Regions from separate parts of the Homo sapiens genome. Here region 2 is linked to region 1. A link is a loop called in an ENCODE intact Hi-C map of the cell type or tissue named here. Cell type or tissue: dorsolateral prefrontal cortex. All regions are shown on one strand. Links, peaks and the distances in the headings refer to the core of each region. The heading gives the core; the rest is flanking DNA. Region 1 overlaps CNTNAP2 (contactin associated protein 2). Region 2 overlaps CNTNAP2 (contactin associated protein 2).

Region 1 (12,067 bases), core at 1,515-9,514:
ACTATGTCTTCAGTGTCTCACCTGGGGAAAAGTTTGTGATAGATTTTTAGGGAATAAATTAGTTTTTGTTGGATGGATGGATGGATGGATGGATGAATACTCTTATACTCATCCTGTAAATATAAGTGACATAAAAATCATCACAAATAGATGTATTGCCAGGTGGTTTTTGATAATCAACTGTCTCAGTCCATTTGTGTTGTTATAACAAAATACCACAGACTAGGTAATTTATAAACAATAGAAATATATTTATCATGGTTCTGGAGGATGGGAAGTCCAAAATCGAGGCACCAGCAGGATTGGTGTCTGATGGGGATTGCTCTTCTTCCAAGATGGTGCCTCATTGCTACATCCTTCAGAGGAGAAGAATGCAGTCTCCTCACATGGTGAAAAGGATGGCCTGGAGAAAGAGAGTGTTCCATGTATTCTTGAACCCTTTTATAAGGATGTTAGTCCCATTCAGGGCCCTCATGCTGTAATCACTTCCCAAAAGTCACACTTCTTAATACAGTTGCATTGGGGATTAAGTTTCAACATGAATTTTGGAGAAGCCACCATCATTCAAACCACTGCAAAACAGAAATCAGTCTTACCTGGAAGTATGTGGAATGGCTTTATTGAATATGGGTTCTTTCAACAGATAGAGATAAGATAAGGTCATTGAACAATATGATTCTTATCAGAGCAAACAGAGGCAACGGTGACTGAGCATGGAGATATGTGAGAAAGTTTAACAATAGTTTGGATAAAATGTAGAAATAAAACCAGGAGGCCCCCGTCATGGAGAGTTTTTGAATGTTAAGTCAGAGATTGGGTGTTTTAGTGGGTAGATAACCAATAGGGAACACAACAAGGAGTACATAAACTACATCATATTCACATTGAAAACTGAGAGAATTGAACGGCAGCCACAATGAAGTACATGAAGAGAAGTACTAACTAAAAATAGATATTTTTCAGAGATGCTTTTACCATTTACAAATGCAGGTACATGCACTCTCTGCCTGTTATTCATTTTCCAAGAGGGCTCCAGGCAATCAACCTTTATCTTTTTTGGGACTTCAAAAGAGGACAATGTTAAAGCTGCATTAGACATACCCCAACTGTTTGTTTATGATGGCTTTTACTGTTTATATGCAAACCTAAATATGTAAATCTTAGAAAAGAATGCTAAAAGAAAGGGTATAAGGCAAGGAAAATCTGGCAAATTTTTAAATTTTAGGTTTCAGTTAAATTAAAAAAATAGTAACATTATCTTTCAAACGTGAAAATTTCAGTTGCAAAGAATAGTACAAATAAATCAAAGTAAATGTAGATTTAGTTGGCTCATATTAAAAGAAATACTAATCAGTAACAGTACAGCTTGATTTGTCATTGGATGAATGATGAACTGGGGAAATTGAGGCAATCACAAATAGTCTAGCTTCAGTTTACCTCCTCATGAAGACTTCTCAGAATACTCAAACCTACAATGAATCCTCAGCACTTTGCCTAAGGCTTGAGCCTTATAACCTACTCAATAAATATTTGCTAAATGACTTTGCCCTTACTAACTTTGCAGCCTTTTTTTTCAGTTAGTAATAAAACTACTTTGTATTGTTATTTGATATCTTCATTTTTCATCTAGACAGTGTAAGATGAAGGCCCTCTCTCACACTTTTCTTTCATCTCATACTTCTCATTTAATGATTAAAATTGGCAATACAATTAGCGTTACATAAATTGCATTGAATTAGATTGCTACTGTCTTCTACCCTAGAATGGAGGATTCAATTTATAGTTGACCTTTCTTCTGAAGCTTAATTGTTGTTTATTATTCAGTTTGTTCTACGGAAGTTACCACTTTCTTTTACATAGGATTTAGAGTGTATTTATAAGTTGGATTCTCTGCTTTTGGAACTTCCATTATTCACTTAAAACAGATTCATGCTTTAGAAAGATAAGGAGACAAGAGGAAGAATCCCCCTGTGTTTTATGTCCTACTTTTGTAATACCTGCTCTTCTAAGGTTGTGATTTTGTTGCTGTTGTTTTATTTCAGTAGTTTTTTGGGAACAGGTGGTGTTTGGTTACATGGAAAAGATATTTAGGGGTAATTTCTGACATTTATGTGCACCTATCACCTGAGCAGAGTACAGTACACCCAGTGTGTAGTTTTTTCTCTCTCATCCCCCTCCCACTCTTTCCCGATTCTCCAAAGCCCATTATAATATTCTTAAGTCTTTGCATCCTCATAGCTTAGCTCCTGTTTATAAGTGAGAATATACAATGTTTGATTTTTCTATTCCAGAATTACTTTACTTAGAATGTTGGCCTCCATCTCCATCCAGATTTCTGTGAATGCCATTATTTCATTCATTTGTATGTCTGAGTAGTATTCCATGGTGTGTGTTTGTGTATATATATATATATATATACACCACATTTTGTTTATCCACTTGTTGGTCAATGGATATTTAGTCTTCCTTATTTTTGCAATTGCAGATTGTCATTTTTTGATTTTTTTAAATTATGGCCATTCTTGCAGGAGTAAGGTGGTATATTATTGTGGTTTTGGTATGCATTTCCCTGATAATTAGTGATATTGAGCAAGTTTTCATATATTTGTTGGCCATTTGTATATCTTCTTTTGAGAATTGTGTATTCATGTCCTTAGTCCACTTTTTGATGAGATTATTTGTTTTTTTCTTGTTGATTTGAGTTCCTTGTAGGTTCTGTCAGATGCATTGTTTGTGAAGCTTTTCTCCCACTCTGTGGGTTGTCTATTTACTCTGCTGATAATTTCTTTTGCTGTGCAAAAGCTTTTTAGTTTAATTAGATCCCATTTGTTTATCTTTGTTTTTGTTGCATTTGCTTTTGGTTCTTGGTCATGATCTTTTTGCCTAAGCTATGTCTAGAAGAGTTTTTTCTGATGTTATCTTCTAGAATTTTTATCGTTTCACATCTTAAAGTCTTTGATCCATCTTGAGTTGATTTTTGTATAAAGTGAGAGATGAGGATCCAGTTTCATTTTTCTATATATGGCTTACCAATTTTTCCAGCACCATTTGTTTAATAAGGTATCCTCTCCCCACTTTATGTTTTTGTCAGCTTGGTCAAAGATCAGTTGGCTGTAAATATTTGGCTTTTTTTCTGGGTTCTCTATTCTGTTCCATTGGTGTACATCCTTGTTTTTATACCAGTACCTTGCTGTTTTGGTAACTATAGCCTTGTAGTATAGTTTGAAGTTGGGTAATGTGATGCTTCCATATTTGTTCTTTTTGCTTAGTCTTGCTTTGGCTATGTGGGGTCTTTTTTGGTTTCATATTAATTTTAGGATTGTTTGACTTAGTTGTATATGCTAGATGTCAAAGCAGGAAATAGATATTTGGTGTCAGAAACATGAATCTATTTATTCTTGTGTTCTCATCCCATTTTCCCTCTCAACTCACCATGAGCCAAATACAATTATTTTCTAAGTAAACATTTTGACAAATGCATTATATATTTAGCTAGAAGAAGTTTCTGCCTTCTATGAGGTCACAGCCTAGGAAGAAAGAGATTTGATAATGACCCAGTTAATTGGCTTGATTACAAAATTTTGGCTTTTAGTTAGCAGAATTCCTATTTAACTGGTTTTTCTAACCATCTCAGGATTAACCCATCTGTTCAGTGAAGATACTTAGAGAAACCTGTATTCTAAGAGGTTATTCAAAAGTATTCTCAGAGGTACATGTGCATATATCTTTTGCCAGTACAAGCTAGCAATCCAATGGGAAGATGTTTACCTGAAAAATAAAGAGGAAAACTAATCCCCTCAGCAAGTGTTTATCAACTGTCTTTGCCAGGCACCACCCACCAGTGCTCTACATGTGATGTGAGCATGCCCTGAAGGAGATCATAGTCTAGTGCAGCAATTAAACAGTAAAGAAATAATTACAGTACATTATGATGAGTCCAACTAGGACACAGAGGAGGAGGGAGCATTATAGGGTGCAGAGAAACATTCCCAGAGAACTCAGAGTAGGTAAGATACATGGGTTGAAGGAGCCGGGCACAGTGGCTCACACCTGTAACCGCAGCACTTTGGGAGGCCAAAGTGGGTGGATCACGAGGTCAGGAGATCGAGACCATCCTGGCTAACACAGTGAGACACCGTCTCTACTGAAAATACAAAAAATTAGCCGGGCCTAGTCTCAGCTACTCGGGAGGCTGAGGCAGGAGAATGGCGTGAACCTGAGAGGCGGAGCTTGCAGTAAGCCGAGATCACGCCCCTCCTGCACTCCAGGCTGGGCGACAGAGTGAGACTCCATCTCAAAAAAAAAAAAAAAGATACATGGGATGAAGGGAACAGCATGGGCAACAGAAGGTTAGGAGAAGCGCAGGTCATATGGTATGACTGGCTTGTTGAATTCATGATTAGGTTGGTTTGAGCAATTGAAAAGTGATTAATGTCAACCACTTCTCATTTTTCTTTTATTTGATAAATATTTCTTCTTACATATCTGGTCACAAACCTTTAATGAATTCCATGTAAAACAATCAATAAATTTTCTTATTCTTTCCCTCCTGTGACAATAGAGATGGTGTCTCTCTATCTCTTTTGGAACCTGTCCCTTTAATAGCTTCTGAGAAACTTTAAACTATAAACTTTTCCCTGTATATTGCACTGCTAGCTTCAAACCAAATCACTGCCATCAGCCTTTAAACATACTTGAGTCTGTCCCATATTAATCTTGATTTCACACATGTGCCCCTACAACCTCTGCTTCTCTTTACAATAAAGACTTGTACAAGAGTTGTCTCTAGCTCCACACTGCCACTTAATCCTGGACCGCTCCAATCTGGCTTTCACCTCCATCACTCAACCAAGACAGCCCTCCACAAAGGTCACTAATGACCGCCATGTCTCTTAATAAAATAGACTTTTCAGTCCTCTCCTTGTTTTTTTCTCTGGGATATGTTTGGCACTGTAAATCAGTTTATCTTTCTTGAAACAATTTCTTATGTTGGTTTCCATGACATCCCACTCTTGTTTTTCTCTATCTTTTTGAGTTCTGCCTGCCCCTGCTAATTTCCTTTTCTAGGCTTATTCTCCTTTACCTAGTTGGCAATTAGAAGTTCCTGAAGGCTCTGCACTAAGCACTTTCTCTTTGTTCTTTAACTTCTTCCATGGATTTGATTTCTGAGTACTCTAAAAACTCCCAAATTTAATTCCCAGTGAAGACTTGCCTTTCAGTATATCTGGGTTTGTTTAACATGCATCTCAAATGCATTTCCCATTTCTTATATCCTGAAATCTGACCTGCGCCCCTTGTTTTCTGTGTAGGAAAATTCACAAATATCTATCTTGTGCATTAGGTCAAGAGACCATGGAAAACTCTTTAAATTGTTAAAACACTTTAGAACCGAGTTTCTTAACCTCAGCCCTATTGACATTTTGAGCTACATAATTTCCTGCTGTGGGGGTCTCTGTGCATTGTGAGATGTTTGGTGAGCATTCCTGGCCTATACCCACTAGATGGCATAGCACCCCCTCCAGTTGTGACAAGCAAATTGTGTCCAGACATTGCCAAATAGCTCTTGGGAGGGATAAGGAGGCCAAATCAGCCCTTACTGAGAATCGCAGCTTTAGAAGGAAGATAAGAGACAAAGCTGTGTTTTTTAAAAAATAGAAATCATGCTGAAGTTTTCTACCAAGGAAATTATTAGTTCAGTTGTATGCCCAAAGTGTATGACATTAAGTATTATTTATCAATATCACTACTTCCCACATTAGCTACATGTTGTGAGTCTCATTGGTTATCTAAAATATGCTTCACAAAATTTGCCCAGCAAAGATTTGTCCAGTGAGCACCAAGAAACCCCATTTGGACCTTGCTGATAGTTCCAGCATATTTCCACACAATTTCTCTCCTCTCATCCTCCTAATCTCCCAACCACAGTCACAGTGTTTTTTGAAATCATATGCTCCTCCTGTCATCCAGTGTCACCCAGTGTTCTTTCTGGAACATCCTGCCCATTTCACTTAACCCCCCTTCATCCTGCAAACACAGCCCAGACATCACCTCCCTACAGAGGCCTTTCCTAAACCCCAAAGCCCTTTAGGTTTTCATGCACTCTTAGAGCTGTGCTGCTTTCCTTCACTGGCACTTACCTAAGTTTATGATTAAATATGCATTCGCATGGTTATTTGAATATTTATCACACCCAATAGCCTTTAACAAGGATGTAACACATAAGCTCTAAAACACTGGTGCCTGGCAGTGACATGTATGATTCATTTCAAAACAGAAAGGTAGATAATCAGGCACAAGGACTGCTACCTGGCTCACCAGCAGCACAGGACATTTGAAATCAGCATTGCACTAAAAAATGTCCTTGTTATAGTGGCCATCCGCAGAGTGCTGAATCTTTCCCCTGTGTCGTGACGCCTCTTTTATATCATAATTTTTAAATCTTCAACCATCATCCTCTAAAATACTATTTTTTCAGAGTTGTTAAGTTCCGTGGGCGAATAATTTGCATTCATTTTAAGACAAATTTGTTTAGGCGATAAATGCATTATTATTTTTCTCTACCTCACAATATGACATGGATTTTCAATTGAAAATTCTGCCTGAAACTGATTGGAGTTGGGATAAAGTTGTAGACAATCTATAGTAGTTCATTTGGTCACAGCGTGTTTGCTTTACTTTTGGATCTTGAGAAGAAAGGACTGTTATCTGCAGGGCACTCTGGGACAACTTCTTGGTGATAAGAGTGAAGACTCATATTTGCTTTGTAAATCAATAAAAAAGAGACCTTTCAGGCAAAAGTGTTGATGACTGAGGAGGACAAGTTGTGAATTTTATATTGGAATGTAATGTTACCTATGAAATTTTCCACCTATTTTAGGATTTTCATATTTTCAGATCAATCAAAATTTGTTGTGAACAAGGTTTCTCCTCCGTGTCCTACGAACTACAAAAAAATGAGTGCCTGTGGGTGTTTTCAAACTGCCTGTGGGTAGACAGAGCTATGTTACTACCTGGAACTCTGTGAATGTCTAAAAGAAAGTCAAAATATCAAAATCGAAAAGGAACTTATTTTCTTTGATATGTCTTGTTGTATGACCTTGGTAGGAACAATGACAAAATTTTGACATGTTCAGATGTCTTAGAACAATGAAATTAGTATATATTAAAATAGCAGTGCTTTGTTGTCCTTTTAAATAATACATGCATTTTAAAGTATTCAGAAGCTTTTTCTACTTTGTATAAATACCTTATCAGTCCTCTAAAATAATCCAAGCTTAATAGGAAAAAAAATGAAGGAGCTTTGTTGAGGCTTACTGAATGTCACAGAGCCTGCAAGGTTAGAACTGAGCATAGAAAGTGAAGAAATATGTTCTTGATGCCTATTCAACTGGGTTTCCTGTTCAAGGTTATGCACTCTATTTGCTAATAGTTGTAGTATTCTGTACCACAATTGCTGAGATTAATATCTTGAGAAAATATTGTACCATTCCAGTTAATAATTATGTTGATTTCTATTCTTCAGTTTAAAGTAGATATATGAAAATAGGACCTAGTGTGTGACCACTCAAAAACCCTATTTTCCTCACGTTTGTAGTGTATTTCTAAAGGCCTCTCCAGGATTATTTCAAAATCAAAATTGAAATATTGTCTACCAAGATATTGAATTAATTATGTATCTATTTCATTTTACTGTTTGAACACTCCCTTCTAATTTGTATATAGAGAGATAGAATTGTCTAGCACTTTTCCGAAGGAAAAAGAAATCAAGAATAATATTTAAAGGCTCATAATATCTTCCGTCTACATGTATTAATTGTATATGGACTTTAAACAAATACAATTAAGGATAGTCTTGTTCTGCATATAATTGATTTGCCTATGTTGATGAGATGCTGACAACCAGGTATGAAAGCTGGTTTTGCTTATCTAAAAGAGTGGACTAAAAGTAAGTTAAGTGGTTTCTTTAGTGTTCTGTAGCTTTAGTTGTACATGGAGCACCTGCTCCTCTTGGAAGTCACAGCACTTTAAGTAAGTTCGCCATGGTCTGCTATGCTGCGCAGACTAAGCTGTGCAGACTATGCTGCCCAGACTCCTCTTCCTCCTCTTTAGACTGTGGCAGTAACCTAAAAGACTTGGCCTCTGTTTCAACTCTCATGCCACACATCATCTTTTGTCTTTCCTGTGGTTCAGGTATTTGTGTGTGAGGGTTGAGGTGGGGGTGCACCAAATTCATACAGATTTCCTCAGTAGCTTTATTTTCTGAATTTGAGGCAACAGGACAGTGAAAAATGGCGATCGTTATATTGATTCATACAACACAGAGATCTGAAGGAAGCATTTTGTACAAACCCTGCTCTGGGTAACACAGGAAATGCCAAGATTTTGAAATGTAACTTTCTTGGTCTTGAAGACCAAATTGTGCTCAGAAAAGGCAGAGTCCCTATAAGTTTTGTCACAATAAATGAGTAGAGCCCACTGCAGGTTGGAAATCTACAAATCATTGCAGGGTATTATTAAGATAATAACTGCACGAGAGCCATCACAGCAGCAGAGGTAAGGATCTCTGCCAAGATTCACCTTAGACCGGTGATTCTGGAACTTGAGCAAGCCTAGACTCACCAGGAGGGCTTGATTGCTAGAGTAGGAGAATTTTCCCCGTCTTACATATAACCAGGTGATACTGACCACACTTGGAGAATCACTGCCTTAGGCATTAGGATCTGAGACTATATATCCATGGATTGCAGCAAGAAGCAGACAAAAACATTTCTTCATACACAAGAATGTTTGTGACTTAGCAAGGCTGTTATTGGAGACCTGGCCATTTTAGGTAGTTTTGTATAATTTGCCTTATTCCATCCAATGTTCTAATTTCTAATGTTTATAGGCTGCAAGCCTAGACGCTACTGTTGTGAAACAGTTAAACACGTTGGGTGTGGTGCCGAGCTCCTTCCTAGGTTATCAAATCCAAGCTCTGCCATTTATTAATTGTGTCATTTTGAGGCAGGTATTTATATTCTTAGGGCCATGGTGTCTTCATCTGTAGAATAGGAATAATAGCACCTATTGCTAGTATTGCTATTAGGATTTTCAAAATAACACACATAATGCATTGGAGAAAGTGCCTGGCAAATTATAAGTATGTAATAAAACTTATCTCTCTTTTTACTCCTTATTTCTTATTACAGTGGTTTTGTTTTTCATTTCTTTTATTTTTTGGATAGTTAAACCTTATAAGGATTTAAAAGTTTCATGTGACCATTCAAATATCCCAATTTATCATTTAAACGTAAACAACAATGGTGCCAGAGTAGTCATGGGGCCCTCTCCAGCTTCATCCTACAGAGGAGCCCCACCTGGGCAACTGAAATAAGATTATAAGCTACTAGAAGAATAAAGAGGTCTTATTTCATTATTTAATTAAGCCGCTGAATAGTTTATTCTTCCTAAAGCAACATCACATATACCAATTAGGTTAGATACCCTTATTAACTAGCCAGGGAACCTTCTCTCTTGAAAAACATCAACAAGAAGTTTTTGTTGTTATTTTTGTCATTCTTGTTTGGTTCAAGAAATATAATTAAATAAATTTATTCCAGAAATTTTAAATTTCAGTTAAAAATTTTTAATTTGATGTTATATCAGAGTTATGAAAATCATGGCTAACTATAATATGGCCTGAGAAAATCCACTTATTTCAAAAGGGAATAAACAGACTAAAAAACAATAAGAAAACAAAAAGCAGATGAGTGTGAAAATTACAAGATAAACTCAGAATACACCTGGTCAAAGCAAACATTACACTGGGCAAAGTTACATAGGCAAGAGAGGCTTTATTCAAAACTATTGTAACAGAAGAGAGAGGCTGTAACTCAGCCTGAGCTCAACTCCACTGAAACAAAGGGATGAAGAGTTTTTAAGAGCTGGGATGGGAGAATCTGTGTAGGCCATTTGTGCTTGCTAATTGGCTTTACCCACAGATGAAGTAAATTTTCTCCTATCTTCATGACAGGAGGTAGTTTTACAACTTAGAGCAAGGCTCTTTGAAGTTAGGCTCCCACCCACACTCAGGTGTAGACTGTATCCCTTTAATGCTTTTATTTCAAAGTGATGGCTCCTGGGTGCTTAAGGAAAACATTCCAGGGTTTTAAAACTGACAAGAAGCTTTAAAAAAAGGTTTACATCTCAATCGGGCAAAGAAAGAGTTTCAATTACTTGTTTTCTAAAGTAAATGCTTTAAGAAAGGGAAGTTAGGGACCTAGAGTCAGGAGGAAGCCTGTATAAAGTTTAGTCCAGCTGAGGGAACTGCTAAGGCCATCTTGGTCTCGGTGAACACTTGGTTTTCACATAGTTTTAATCACGGAACTAGTATGTGGCCTGGACACACTTGGAAAGAAGCCAACACCAGAGGGATTGCTGATATACTGTGAATATCTAATTCCTACATTTATGATAATGAGGTGGAATGAAATAAAGAGGAGACAGTGTGAAATTGGAAAGTATGTAGTTTGATGTTACTTGCAAGTATACTGTGAGGCCCAATTTATGACACTGGGCTGCATAGAGCTTTTTCTGAAAGTCCATCTAGCTAAACCCTGTCCTTTAACCATATGGGCCAAATGACTTTTGCTTTATTTTATTTTAGGGAATTTTCTTTATTTGTAACATTCCTTTCAGCTCTTTTTAGATTCTAATATTCCAGAATGTCTTTTTTCCAGTGTAGGTTCTTGGCATCTTTGTCCAACATTTCATAGTAGGTGTATAAATTTGTTTTTGGTTTCTGAATTCTATTCCATTGATCTGTTTGTCCACTTGAATGCCAGTACCAGGCCATTTTGGTTACTATAGCTCTGTAGTATAATTTAAAGTCAGGTGATTCCTCCAATTTTGTTATCTTGCTCAGGATAGCTCTGGCTATTCTGGGTATTTTTGTGGTTCCATACAAATGTTAAGATATTTTTCTATTTCTGTAAAGAATGCCATTGATGTTTTGATAAGAATTGCATTGAATCTGTAGATTGCTTTGGGTAGTATGGACATTTTAACAATATTGATTCTTCCAATCCATAAAAATTGAATACTTTCCATTTTATGGTGTCCTATTCAATTTCTTTCGTGTTTTATACTTTTCATTATAGAGATCTTTCATTTCCTTAAGATTGATCATTGTTGGCATATAGAAATGGTACTAATTTTTAATGTTGATTTTGTTTCCTGCAACTTTACATAATTTATCAGTTCTAATAGTTTTTTTGTGTGCAGTCTTTAGGTTTTTCCAAATATAAGATCATACTATCTGAAAACAAGGATAATTTGACTTCTTCCATTCCAATTTGAATGCCGTTTATCTCTTTCTTTTGTCTGATTGTTTTATCTAGGACTTCCATTACTACATTAAATAATAGTGGTGAAAATGAGCAACTTCGTCATGTTACAGATCTCAGAGGAAAGGCTTTCAGTTTTTCCCCATTCAATATGATGCTAGCTGTGGGTTTGTCATATATGGCTTTCATTATGCTGAGATATGTTCCTTCTATCCCCAGTTTTTGAGAGTTTTTATCATAAAAGGAATGCTGAATTGTATCAGATAATTTTTCAGCATCAGTTGAAATGATTATACGGTTTTGGCCTTCATTCTGTTGATATGATGTATCACATTGATTTGCATATGTTGAATCATCCCTGCATCTCAGGGATAAATCCCCCTTAGTCATGGTGAATTATTTTTTTTTTGGTTTGCTATTATTCAGGATTTTTGCATCAATTTTTATGAGTGATATTGGCCTGTAGTTTTATTTTTTTCATGTGTCTTTGTCTGGTTTTGGAATCAGGGTAATACTGGCATGATACAGTGATTTTGGAACTATTTCTCTCTTCCTCTATTTTTTAGAATAGTTTGAGTAGGACTGCTACTAGTTCTTCATTACATATTTGGTAGAATTCAGCAGTGAAGCCATCAAGTCCCGGGCTTTTTTTACTGGGAGACTTTTTATTATGCTTCAGTTTCATTACTTGTTACTAGTCTGTTCAGGTTTTGAATTTATTTGTGGTTCAATCTCAGTAGGTT
Region 2 (12,067 bases), core at 2,454-10,453, 710 kb after region 1:
CATCCCAGGATGGAGGCTGGAGATGAGTTTAACCCCACCTGCAACTGTTCTCTCGATGGAGCTACTCTACAGAAAAATCATGTTCCATTAGTTCACTAAATCGTAACAAAAGTAAATGTACTTGTTTGAACATTGTACAAACTAGTCCTAAAAGGGTTCTCACGTATTTTATATGCGCAGTCTTTAGGGAGGCAAAAATGTTTTATGCAATCTATACAAGAAAGTTATATTTTCAGCTGTTATCCAAAACAAAGGAAGCGTACTCTGTGAAAAATTGGTATTATTGTTTAACAATATCCATTTCCAGAGGAATGCTTTTCTTAAGTAGAAGTTGGCTGACACAACCATAAGGGATGCTGTGAAGTGATTTCTGTCATTTTTCATACATGGAAACATATGAACTCAAGGGTCTACTAACTCTTCTACAACTTTAAAGGAGCACTTATCCTGGGATACTTTCAAACCTGAGATTCTGAGATTCTATATTTTTAATGTTCAACCCTTAGTTTCCTCATTTCTAATATTCATTACTAAGTAGACGATAAAGATCAAGTTAAGCATAGCTTCAGAAAAACTAATAAAATAATTTAAATTGGTTATGCATCTCTTGTGACGATTCTAAGGCAAAAGGCACTTTTATAGAAGTCTTTCACACTTTAAGAAAGCTTGCTATATAGAAAATGATTCAGTTGGGCACAGTGGCTCACGCCTGTAATCCCAGCACTTTGGGAGGCTGAGGCGGGTGGATCACCTGAGTTCAGGAGTTCGAGACCAGCCTGGCCAACATGGCAAAACCCCATCTCTACTAAAAATACAAAAGAATTAGCCAGATGTGGTGGCGCGTGCCTGCGGTCCCAGCCACTCGGGAGGTTGAGGCAGGAGAATAATTTAAACCTGGGAGGTGGAGGTTGCAGTGAGCTGAGATCACACCATTGCACTCCAGCCTGGGCAACAGAGCAAAAGTCTATCTCAGAAAAAAAAGGAAGGAAGGAAGGAAGGAAGGAAGGAAGGAAGGAAGGAAGGAAGGAAGGAAGGAAGGAAGGAAGGTTCTCCTTTCCTCTCTAATGTCTCTCCATTCCCATTTAAAGTCTCTGTTGATCTGCAGCATAATTTTACTTTTTTCTCCACTATTTGTCCAATACTGCAAATGCACTGTAGTTGAAGAGAATCTGTTGTTGTAATGGAAAACAGAATCAATCTCTTTTTATACTCTGAGCCTATAGCATGTAGTATATATGTCCTCATTTGGCACTTTTTAATTTTCATTACAGAGATCTTCTCTGAAGTCATATCAAGGTGACACTGAAAGGATTTGATAGAAAGGAAACAATTTGTGGCAAAACAGAGAGAGAAAAATACTACCTGTGATACAACCTATCGGCAGAGTCACAAGTCAGTCCACAGAAACCAGAAAACAGACGTCCCCTTGGCTGCTTTCCTTCTGATAGACTTATCTAAAGCTCTCACTAGCAAGCATGCTCCTTCCAAAGCCATAGCCTTTCATCCTCAGAGTTCATCTTTGGCTTTTCCTCATTATCAGTGTCCCTATCAAGATAGCCATGCATAGCACAGTTATTTAGAAGGCACAATTAATTGACTTGTATGCTGTCTCCTTGTAAGCTTCAGCTTGGTCTGTGTTGAAACTTGTCAGCTTTTCCCCCAATTCATGTTGTTTCAACCTGCAGTTTTATTACCTCCTTTGGATGCCAAATTCTCCTTTCTCCTTGCACTCTCCAAAGCCATGTATTTTGATGAACTGGCTCTCTCTGACATCACCTCAAACCAACTTAATAAATCACCCCTAGTCTTCTACCAAAGCACATTTCCTTAAATGAGTTTTCTCATTTTGCCGCACAACCTGAATATGGTCGGAAGAAACACTTCTTTGAAGTCCATCCCCTCCTCAATCTGCTCTCCTCTTCATCTCTAGGGGATCCTTAGGTATGAGTTTCAGAGTTTCTCTAAAGCAGCTTCTGGGTTTCCCTTTATTACAACACTCTATCCCCAGAGTAACCATCTGGGACCTTTATCTATTCTTCCAAAATGGGTACTGTCTGCCCAATGAACAGCTGTGCTCTTTCCAAACAAGAGGGTATTTAAAACCCAACTGCAAGTCCTACATGGGGTACAGGGGATTGTTGCCAGCCACATATCATTTTGGAACTATTTTTGCCTTCTTTCTTTTTAAATCATATAGGCCTATTAATATTCAAGGAGTTATTCTCAAAAGGTGGTTAAATGCATAGAAAAACTAAAATTAGAAGAGCTTTGCATTTTAAAGACAGCTTTCTGTTTTTGTATGGCCAATGGTATCTCCCTTTTGCTTCCTTTTCTCTGTGGATGTCTTTGTTTGTGAAGTTATTTTTTAACCATAATAAAAAGCTTAAAGGCCAAAATACATAAAGAGAAATACTTCTTATACTCAAGAGGTTATCGAGATACCAGAGATTTTAAAATGAGTTCGTAACATTGATTCCTAAGCTCCAGGCATTTCCTTGAAGAATTTCCAGAAGACTTCAAATAAATTTTTCTTGCCAATGTTCATTTTCAGATGTGTTTAACACCAAGTTTTCTGGTGTGAATATGCATATATGACTCTAAAAATCTCTACATTCAGAAACTAAAACTATACTAAAAGAAAAATAGGTCATTTTTTATTTCCTTCATAATATGACAGGCAATACAGTAGTTAGGAAAACTAAAGCTCTATATCTAGTCATTACTGGATTTTAGTGTCTCTCAGCCTCAGTTTCCTGACTAATCAGTGAGGGTGGGCTCAGGGGTCGAAGTCTATTCACTGAAGCTTTTAGGTCTTAACATTATTGGATTCAATCACATACTTCTTTTTTTTGAGACAGAGTCTCACACTGTTGCCTGGTCTGGAGTGCAGTGGCGTGATCTCGGCTCACTGCAACCTCTGGCTCACTGCAACCTCCGCCTCCTGGGTCAAGTGATTCTCCTGCCTCAGCCTCCCGAGTAGCTGGGATTACAGGCACCCTCTATCATGCCCAGCTAATTTTTTGTATTTCTAGTAGAGATGGGGTTTCACTATGTTGGCCAGGCTGGTCTCAAACTCCTGACCTCATAAGCCACCCGCCTCGGCCTCCCAAAGTGCTGGGATTACAGGCATGAGCCATCGTGCTCAGCCTCAATCACATACTTCTAAGCTGATGTGATTGTTTCTGTTTTTGTGGAGTTACAACCAGTTGCAAATTTAGAGAGACCACATTCCCCATAAGACTGCATATGCTTCTGACACCAATTGCAAGTTCAGAAGTTCCCCAAACCACCCCCAGGTTTGATAGTTCTGTAGAAGGACTCACAGAATTCACTGAATTCTGCTGCCGAAGGCTGCTATACTCATGCTGCATTATGGGTGAAGAATGCACGTGAAAATCAGACAGGGGTAGAAGCACAGATGGCAGAGTCCAGGAACAGTACCAGATGCTGAGTTTACAGTCAACCTCTCTATATAGATTCAGGAGCACATTTCTTTCCTGGAACGGGTGTGTAACAATTTGCATGGGGTATTGCCAATGAGGGAAGCTTCCTGAGCCTCCATGTTCAGAGTCTTTACTGAGACTCCGTTATATAGGAATGATTGATTGCCCACATGGCTGACCTCAGTTTCCAGCCCCTCAGAAGGCTGGAGAATATAAGCCAAAGCCCCACACCCTTCATCACATTGTTGGTCAATCTGGCATGGTAAGGCCCCATCTTTTTTCTTTTTCTTTTTTTTTTTTTTTTTGAGACAGAGTTTCGCTCTTGTTGCCCAGGCTGGAGTGTGCAATGGCACCATCTCGGCTCACCACAACCTCCACCTCCCAGGTTCATGTGATTCTCTTGCCTCAGCCTCCCAAGTAGCCAGATTACAGGCATCTGCCACCACGCCCAGCTAATTTTGTATTTTTAATAGGGATGGCATTTCTCCATGTTGGTCAGGCTGGTCTCGAACTCCTGACCTCAGGTGATCCACCCGCCTCAGCATCCCAAAGTGCTGGGATTACAGGCATGAGCCACCACACCCAGCCCAGGCCCCATCTTAAATGCCATCTGGTGTGGCCCTACCCCTAAAACACAATGTTAGACTATCTGGAATAACCCAAGGCTCCCAGGCAAATGAAGACATGCTTACCAGGCAGGACATCCCAAGGGCTTAGATATTACCTTCCCAAAGCCAAAGGCAAGGGCCAGACCTCTTGAGGGCAAGGCTAAATTCTCTATTACACAGTTCTGAAAATCTCTCTGTTGAGGACAAGAAAGCAAAGATTCCTAGGACTTACTACTAGAAGGAAACCTGAAACTCCTAATGTTTCTTAAAGTAAGATTCCAGGACCACTTGCGTCAGAATCACCTGGCATTAACAAAATGCAGACTCCAAAGCCCCACCCCAAACCTACTGAATCAGATTCTCTGTAACAGAAGCATTGGAATATGCATTTTAAGCATTTTCCTTTAGCAGTTTTTTATGTAGGCCAAAACTTGAGAATTGTAATTAAGATCCAAGGTCCCTGTTCCTACAAGTAGAGTGAAACTAGCATGCAATAAAGCAAAGGGAGAAAATTCTGCTTCTTATTCCACTGGTGAGTTTATCTTGGGCAAGCCATTAGTCCTCAAACATCATATGTTTGAAAATAACGTTTAGCTACATTTGTTTTAAACAGACATAACTAATGTAGCATGCTCTTAGACTGAGAAAATATTCATTGAGTTACTTTGTGCTCTTGGGAAAGATGCTTGTGGAATACAAGATGGAACTCCATCTAGTTCGGCTGGCCTTGGGAAAATGAGTGGATTTCTCTTTTCAGAGTATCCATGTGATCACTGTTGCCTTCCTAGGCAGGAGTAGTTTCTATTCATCCTTTCATTCATTCACAAATTGGTATCTACTGTGTGGCAGGCAATGTTCTCAGTGCTGAGGAGAGAACAATGAACAAAACAGAAAATGCCTCTGCCTTCCTGAGGCCAGGACCACATATATATTATTCCAGATAGTGATACATGCTATGCAGACTTTTTAAAAATCAGGATTAAAGGGGAAAGGACAGCTGAGAGCGAAGTTTGTTATTTAACATAGAATGTTTAGGGATGGAGTTTCTAATATGATGACTTGTGAGCAGAGAAGTAAACGCTCAGCCACAGAGTTATTTGGGTAAAGTGAACAGCAAGTTCTAAGGCCCTGGGGCAGGAGCAGTTTCAAATGTTGTGAAGGAGAAAGTCCTATGTGGTGGAATTAGAGGAAGACTAAGAGGAGTGGAAATAGATATGGGGAGTACAGACATCTCTTTCAAGGAATTTGGAAACAAAAGGGTGCATAGAAATGAAATGGTAACTTTTGGGATAGATAAGGTCAAAAGAAAGGTTTTATAGTGCCAGTGGTTGTTAAGAGTAGAGATATGTCTCTGTGTGTGTGTGTGTGTGTGTGTGTGTGTGTGTGTGTGTGTTTGTATAACAACCCAGTTGTAGAGGGAGGGGAGAATTGTCAGAGTGGTGTCCTTGAGCTGGTAGGAAGGATGGCATCCCGTGTATAGGTGCAGCAGTTGGCCTTGAATTAGGAACATAGATGAACTCTTTACTTCTTTCTCCTTATCTCTCTGATTCCCATGGCGACCTTATTTTCAGCCTTCCTGCCTCTTCTCATGACCCTTTCGTGTTAAATAAATCCTTTTATCTTCTGATGTACAGTTAGTACTTCATTCAGAAAAAAAATACAGGAAACAAAAAAAGATATTGATAACACTGTTCACCATAGAGTGAGGCTGAAATATCTGTTCTACCAATTACCAGTTTTGTTGTATGACTCAAATGAGATTTATTGTACAGAAGATCCCCCAGGAAGCTGCCACCCCTCGAACCTTATTTTAGAATGGAAAAAACGTATCATTACCAAAACTAAACAGTGTTAGCTGGTCTGCCCATCATGCTCATGCTATATAACTTTCCTTCTCTTTTCTCTTATCCTGTTCTGTACTGAATGGCCAAATTTTTTCTGCTACTTCAACTGAAACTGTGGTCTAATATCTAAATGCTCCCTCACCTGCTGAGAAAACTTAGAGCCAAAAACACCTGGTATTGGTCAGTTGTTAAATTTATCGCTCAATATACTAAGCTTGGAGTGATTTGTTGAGTTAGAATGAGAGCAAATAGTGCCACCTGCTGGAATTACACTTGGAAGGGGAAGCGTGAACATGCCAAGAGCTCTCCATGGTTTTGTCCCAATCATTACTTTAAGCCTTTCAGATGAAGTCATGAGCCTGCTTTATTAGAAAGTAATTTCTTCCACCTATATTCTTTTCTGATGGCAATATGCCACCTTATGTATTTCTCTTTTAGTATTTCTCTTTTCTCCCTGTAATGATTCAGTATCTAAAATTACCATTAAGACCAGCTGTATTTCATTTTATTTCTCTTAGAATCTCTTGAAAAATTATAGAATGTTGCCATTTGAAAGAACCTTAGAGGTTCTCCGTAGTTTCAAACACATTTTGGACACAGGAACTTTTGGGAAACTATGGATATAATCCTCACTTTGGACCTCAAACTGAGGCCTGAAGCGTGAAAAGTGAAAAGACCAAACAGCTGAGGCTCTATATCAGTTAAGATGCTTTCAGTTACAATAAAAATGGCTTGAGCAATAACATAACAGCATATCTCACATAAGAAATCCTAAGGTAGATGGCTCTGGGATTAATTTAAAAGTTGAGTAGACCAGGTGTGGTGGCTCATGCCTGTAATCCTAGCACACTGGGAGTCTGAGATGGGTGGATAGCTTGAGCCCACGATTTCGAGATGAGCCTGGGCAACATGGCAAAACCCCATCTCTACAAAAAATACAAAAATTATCTAGGTGTGGTGGTGTACTCCTGTAGTCTCAGCTACTTGAGAGGCTGAGGTGGGAGAATCATCTGAGCCCAGGAGGTCAAGGCTGCAGTCAGCTATGATCACACTGCCACACTGCAGCCTGGGTGACAGAACAAGACCCTGTCTCAAAAAATACAAATAAAGAATTTTTAAAAGTTGAACAATGTCAGCCATGACCCAGGCTCATCCTCTGTCCTCTCTGTCCTCTGTATCTCTGACATTTGTGAGGCAGCTCCAGCAACATTAAGAACCACAGCTTCCCACCCAATATTAAGGGGCAGAAAAGGGACTGTCTTTTCCTTATAACTCACCAAAAGACTCCACTCATGTTTCATTGGCTAGAAGGGAATTATGTGTCTCATCCAAAGTGGGTAGCTGGCAAGGAGCCTGGAATTGCCATCTTTGCCTTCATTAAATCCAGATCCATCCTGTGGGCCTTGGGTAGGGCTGTCCTTATGCAAAGTGCAAGACTCTGGAAACACAGAGATTCCAGGGCAAAATCCGGTTAGCTCACAAAGAAAAAAGGGAAAGTGACTAATTATTGGGAGAAAAATCTCCATGGGTCTCTTCCACTTTTGCCTGCCTTCTGAGCAAGAAGCATTGACAGCTTTGTTTATACCTTTTTTAAGGATGTGTGTATAGCTAACAGCCTTGGAAGATACAGATAGTGTCTTCCTCTGGGACAGAGGGTAGATTTATTTCATGGCCAGAGTAAGAAATATAATGTCACTCTCCGGGGCAGAAATTGAGCAAGTTTGCTAGTAGCTACTGTAAAAAGATTGGGGTTTCCTAAGTCCAGGGTCCCTCAGCTGTGAAGCAAACTTATTGCATGTGCAGCATCCACCTGGGATGCCCTGCATTCCCCTGCAAGGGAAAGCAATGTGAACGGGAAGCTCAGGCTGCCTGCTGTGTTGTGAGTAAAGAAGTCCTTTGTCTCTGACCCAGGAGTTTCATGTCTTCTGCCAGCATCATCAGACTGTGGCCATGTTAAACTATGGTTCTGCCAGCATCATCAAACCATGGCTAACTTGTTAGCCTGCAAGTGGGGTAAAGTCTCAGACCCTTCCCAGTTCTTGATACTCATGGAAAGGCAACCATTCATGTTTGGCACAGTGTTCTTTCCAATGAGCCAGGCTATATGCATCCAATTCTCAAATACTTATTTCTGGAAATGAGAATTTGTTCGGTATATAAGAAATTCCTTTTTCACAGGCAGAAACAGGGCAACACTTCAGTCTCCAACTGGAGACACACATTAAGCGAGGACAGTGTCATTGGCTCAAGTGTCTTTTATGCTGTCTCCCTTTTATTCGCTCACTCTCTCTATAATTATCTCTTTTAAAATGTCAGTTGCTCTCACCCAGAAGACCAAGAGCAATCAGCCACAAACTGAACTTAGAAGCTTTTAAAACACACTGGCTGTCTGACTGGGGGATGGGATTTCTCAAAGGCTTCCCGCAGCAATGTCAGGGAAGCTGACATTGAGTGGCTGAGAAAAAAGAGCCCTTTCCTTGGCTCTCACAGTGGGTCTTTCAGATCCTTCCTGAGGAAGCAACGGAAGGGGTGTGGAATGTGCTGACTTCATAAATATTTCTCCAGCAGAGCCTGAATGGAGGCTGTTTGGGAAGAAAGTTGCTCGTGGGGTCCTTTGGCCTTGAGTCCCTCTTACTGTATCCCATTAGGGTGAGAGGCTCTGAGCTACGGCATCGTCCTGGCAACTTTCTTCCCTTCTCCAGAATAAAATATTGATGTTAAGGTGACGGTGAAGAAATAGGGGATCTATTGGGACAAGCAAAAAGTATAGATATTTTCTAGCGACTTCTGGCACTCAGAGTTTTTCCAAGTAGTGACAGTTTGAAGACCTGGACACGAATTCATCATAGCAGTAGGAGAATCACAGAGGAAATTAGAACAGCATTTATCCCTACGAGTCAAACCTTAGGGTTAAACTCAATTTATCCCTAAATTCTATTTCCTTGATGGCAGTTGATGCCTTTAAAATGAAACAATCTTTCCTACTTAGCCCAGGAACCCTCGTTCTCTTGCTGTTCTGACAACTTACATTTAAAAAATGCTCCTGCTAAAATACAGTGTTATGAGAACAGAACAGATTTAATCTGAAACCAAGGCTACTTTTTCCTCATCTGCTGTATCAGAACTACAGAGAAAGATCACACAGCCTGTGGGTCATATTATCATCTTCCTGCATTCTGATCATACTTCCATGGAAACCTTGATGGAGGTCACTGGCCTGCAAGTTCAATCCAGTCCCAATGACCCCTGGAGGCAGGGGCTTCTAATTTAGATGAGATATTTTTCTGAAGTGTGTGTCCAATGACCACAGGTGTTGAAATGAAAGTTCTCTCGCTAACGACATGAAGGATCAAAATTCCTTGGTACAATTAGGTTGATTAAATTGAGCTCTGTGTCTAATATCCCTGTAGCTCAATAAAGTTAATGCAGCTTTCCAAGGGGCCCAACACAGAGGCAGGGAACAGTCTAGGTCCTGAGAGAATCTGGCCCACCATGGTTTCTAAATTAGAAGTTTGATTGCTTGTGACATCGTCTTAAAATGGTACCAGCCAAAAGAAGCTGAATTTTCCATTAGCCCAGGAAAAAAAAATGACAGATATTTAATTAAACTGCTTAGAGATTAGGTGGAAAGCTTATTGATGGACAGAGGGGCTGAATATCTTTATAAGCAAAGTTAGGCACTGGTGTGCCACATCTTTAATGTTGAGAAGAATTCACCCAGCCTAAGGGAGCTGAAGACGTGTGTGCTGCTTCAGCCTGAGGCTGCCTCTCCTGTCAATCACAAGAAAAAATATACATTTAAAAAGCTTGTTTATAAAGCACTAGGTGGTCACTGAGGAACTTAACATAAAATATAAAATGTGAAATTAGAAAGCTACTTATAGCTAAAGTTAATAAAGCAACCACCCAATCCATTTGCCAATTGTTGAGAGGTGACTAATTGCAGAGGAAGGTTGATTTGGAGGTGATCTCTAAAAAAAAGAATTTGTGGTCAGTGCTAGAGGGTAGGTTATGAGAAGGAGCCTACAACCCAGATGGGGAATAACCAAGGTTTGCAACAGACGATGTACGACAGGGATTATTCTCCAGAAATGTTGTGCTACCTTTCAGGTAGGCACAGGTGGTCATAAAATGTAGGTCACCCTCATTACACCAACAATAGGTCACCCTCATTACACCAACAATAGGTTACCCTCATTACACCAACAATAGGTCACCGTCATTACACCAACAATAGGTTACCCTCATTACACCAACAATTCAAGGGTCCCCAACTTTCAAAAGAGTATAAAGATCAATGAAATCAAGTTTCATAAATTCCCCCAAAGCAGTAGCTCTCAACTCTAGCTATGTGTTAACATTTCCTGGGGAGTTTTTTTAAAATACCAGTGCCAACTCTTGACCAACTGAGTCCAAATCTCTGGACACAGGTGTTTCAAGAGATCTCCAGGTGACTATGAATCACTTCCCAAGGAGCTACTTACTGAAAAGGTAAATTGTATGTGGAATTAGAAGATATCAGGCTCTGAAATCTGACAAACCTTGGTTCAGTTCGTGACTCCACTAACTTACTGAATCTAAGACACTCAACATGCGCTAACTTCTCCAGACTTCAGTCTCCTTATCTGGAGAGGGTCAATGATGGTCACATCTTGGAAGGCTTCTAAAATTAAATAAGGAAATAAATATATACCTGACACATAGACCCCCCAAAACACCCTTGGTTATTAATGGTTAATGATTGACATTTTATCCTTCTTCCATTGATTTTGCCATCGACCTTTGTAGGACGTGACAGGCTTAGATGATTTTTCCTCTCCCTGCTTTGTTTGTCGTCTAGAATTTACTGCTATTTGGTATCTGGGAGAAAAATACTCATGTTTTTCATGCTTTCTGCTCCTCCAGCTGCCACAGAAGTGTCCTTTTCATTTGATGTGGGAAATGGGCCAGTAGAGATTGTAGTGAGGTCACCAACCCCTCTCAACGATGACCAGTGGCACCGGGTCACTGCAGAGAGGAATGTCAAGCAGGCCAGCCTACAGGTGGACCGGCTACCGCAGCAGATCCGCAAGGCCCCAACAGAAGGCCACACCCGCCTGGAGCTCTACAGCCAGTTATTTGTGGGTAAGTAATGGAAAGGTAACCATGGCTTCCCTCTGTTGATTTTTAAGAGCCTGCACAATACAAAAAAAAAAAAAAATCAGCCTATGCAAGGTTTGATATAGAGATCCTTCCAAAAGTAAAGGTGTTGGCCTCTTGTAGTCTCCTTCAAGACAGAATGGAATAAGGAAGAAGTTTCAGGAGACCTAGATCTCGTTCCACTTCCACTCTTGGGAGCTCACTGTCCTCAGCTATAAAATCAGAGTGCAGGCTGAGACATCTCTCAGGTCTCTCTAATATCTGCAATTTTAGGTTTATGGTTTTAGAAGTGTATAAAGTTATTTGATCATTTGGGGCACTTGTAACTGTGTGGAAGGAAAGGAAGGAAGGAAGGAAGGAAGGGAGAGAGGGAGGGAGGGAGGGAGGAAATGGGCTAAGTTCAGATTTTTTTGAAATGATAAATATAAAGCCATTCCTTTCTTGCCTATTCTCAAGGTTCTAGGCAGAGAAAGATTTAGACTTTTCCTGACATAGGAAAAAAGATCAGTACAAAAAAGAAATTTAAACAGATCAAAAAGTTAAACTACCTATGCAAGAAGTGGATCCAGACACCCAGTCTAATCTTTTTCACCTGTCTTTCTGCTACTGACATATTTCAGATGAACCTAAAATTACTTCAAATTCATACCTGCTTCCCATGGCTAGTTGAATTTTAAATTTTGTTTTTGAGAATATTCATATGTTAGGAAATTAGCAACTTTTCCTCTGTTGAATGAAATAAAGAAGTGAGTTTGAAGGACTTTGTGGATGCATCATCTTAGACCCCTCTCTAGGGGGTCAATTGATCAGTGCAGTCAACTGTGGAAGTCTCAGACAAAGCAAGATAAGAATGTGACTTGGTTGCTGTTCATATTCATAACACCTGCCACTTGGGCTCCACCCTACGTTACAGCCTCACTGAGAGCCAGTTAATTTTAACAAGGGGCAGAGTCCCCACAGTGTCTTTCATAGTTGTGTTGGGAAGCTTGAAGAGCGGTAGAATGTCATTAAAGGAAAGGTAAAATTAGATCTC

Evidence for each region. Hi-C counts contacts between places; a loop is a spot of excess contacts. Peaks named below come from ENCODE experiments on the same cell type or tissue, not always from the same donor. Only the 100,000 strongest peaks of a DNase experiment are listed, where the experiment ranks them.
Region 2: it touches region 1 in a loop (4-fold over the local background); 4 of 110 quality-filtered maps call a loop at or near these places.

Annotation. Positions count from the first base shown.
Region 1 is chr7:147,426,755-147,438,821 of GRCh38, forward strand. All of the region lies in intron 10 of CNTNAP2 (contactin associated protein 2), which reads left to right. Among named protein-coding and RNA genes, the nearest start is that of MIR548F4, 55 kb to the left of the region's middle. RefSeq lists an enhancer at 9,719-10,465. In dorsolateral prefrontal cortex, for the core only: CTCF peaks have their summits at 5,510 (motif pointing right) and 5,710; a DNase peak (open chromatin) is centred at 5,514.
Region 2 is chr7:148,136,691-148,148,757 of GRCh38, forward strand. CNTNAP2 (contactin associated protein 2) reads left to right here. Exons shown (of 24, transcript NM_014141.6): 17 at 10,801-11,019. Among named protein-coding and RNA genes, the nearest start is that of C7orf33, 450 kb to the right of the region's middle. In dorsolateral prefrontal cortex, for the core only: a CTCF peak has its summit at 6,151 (motif pointing left); a DNase peak (open chromatin) is centred at 6,167; H3K27ac peaks cover 944 bases.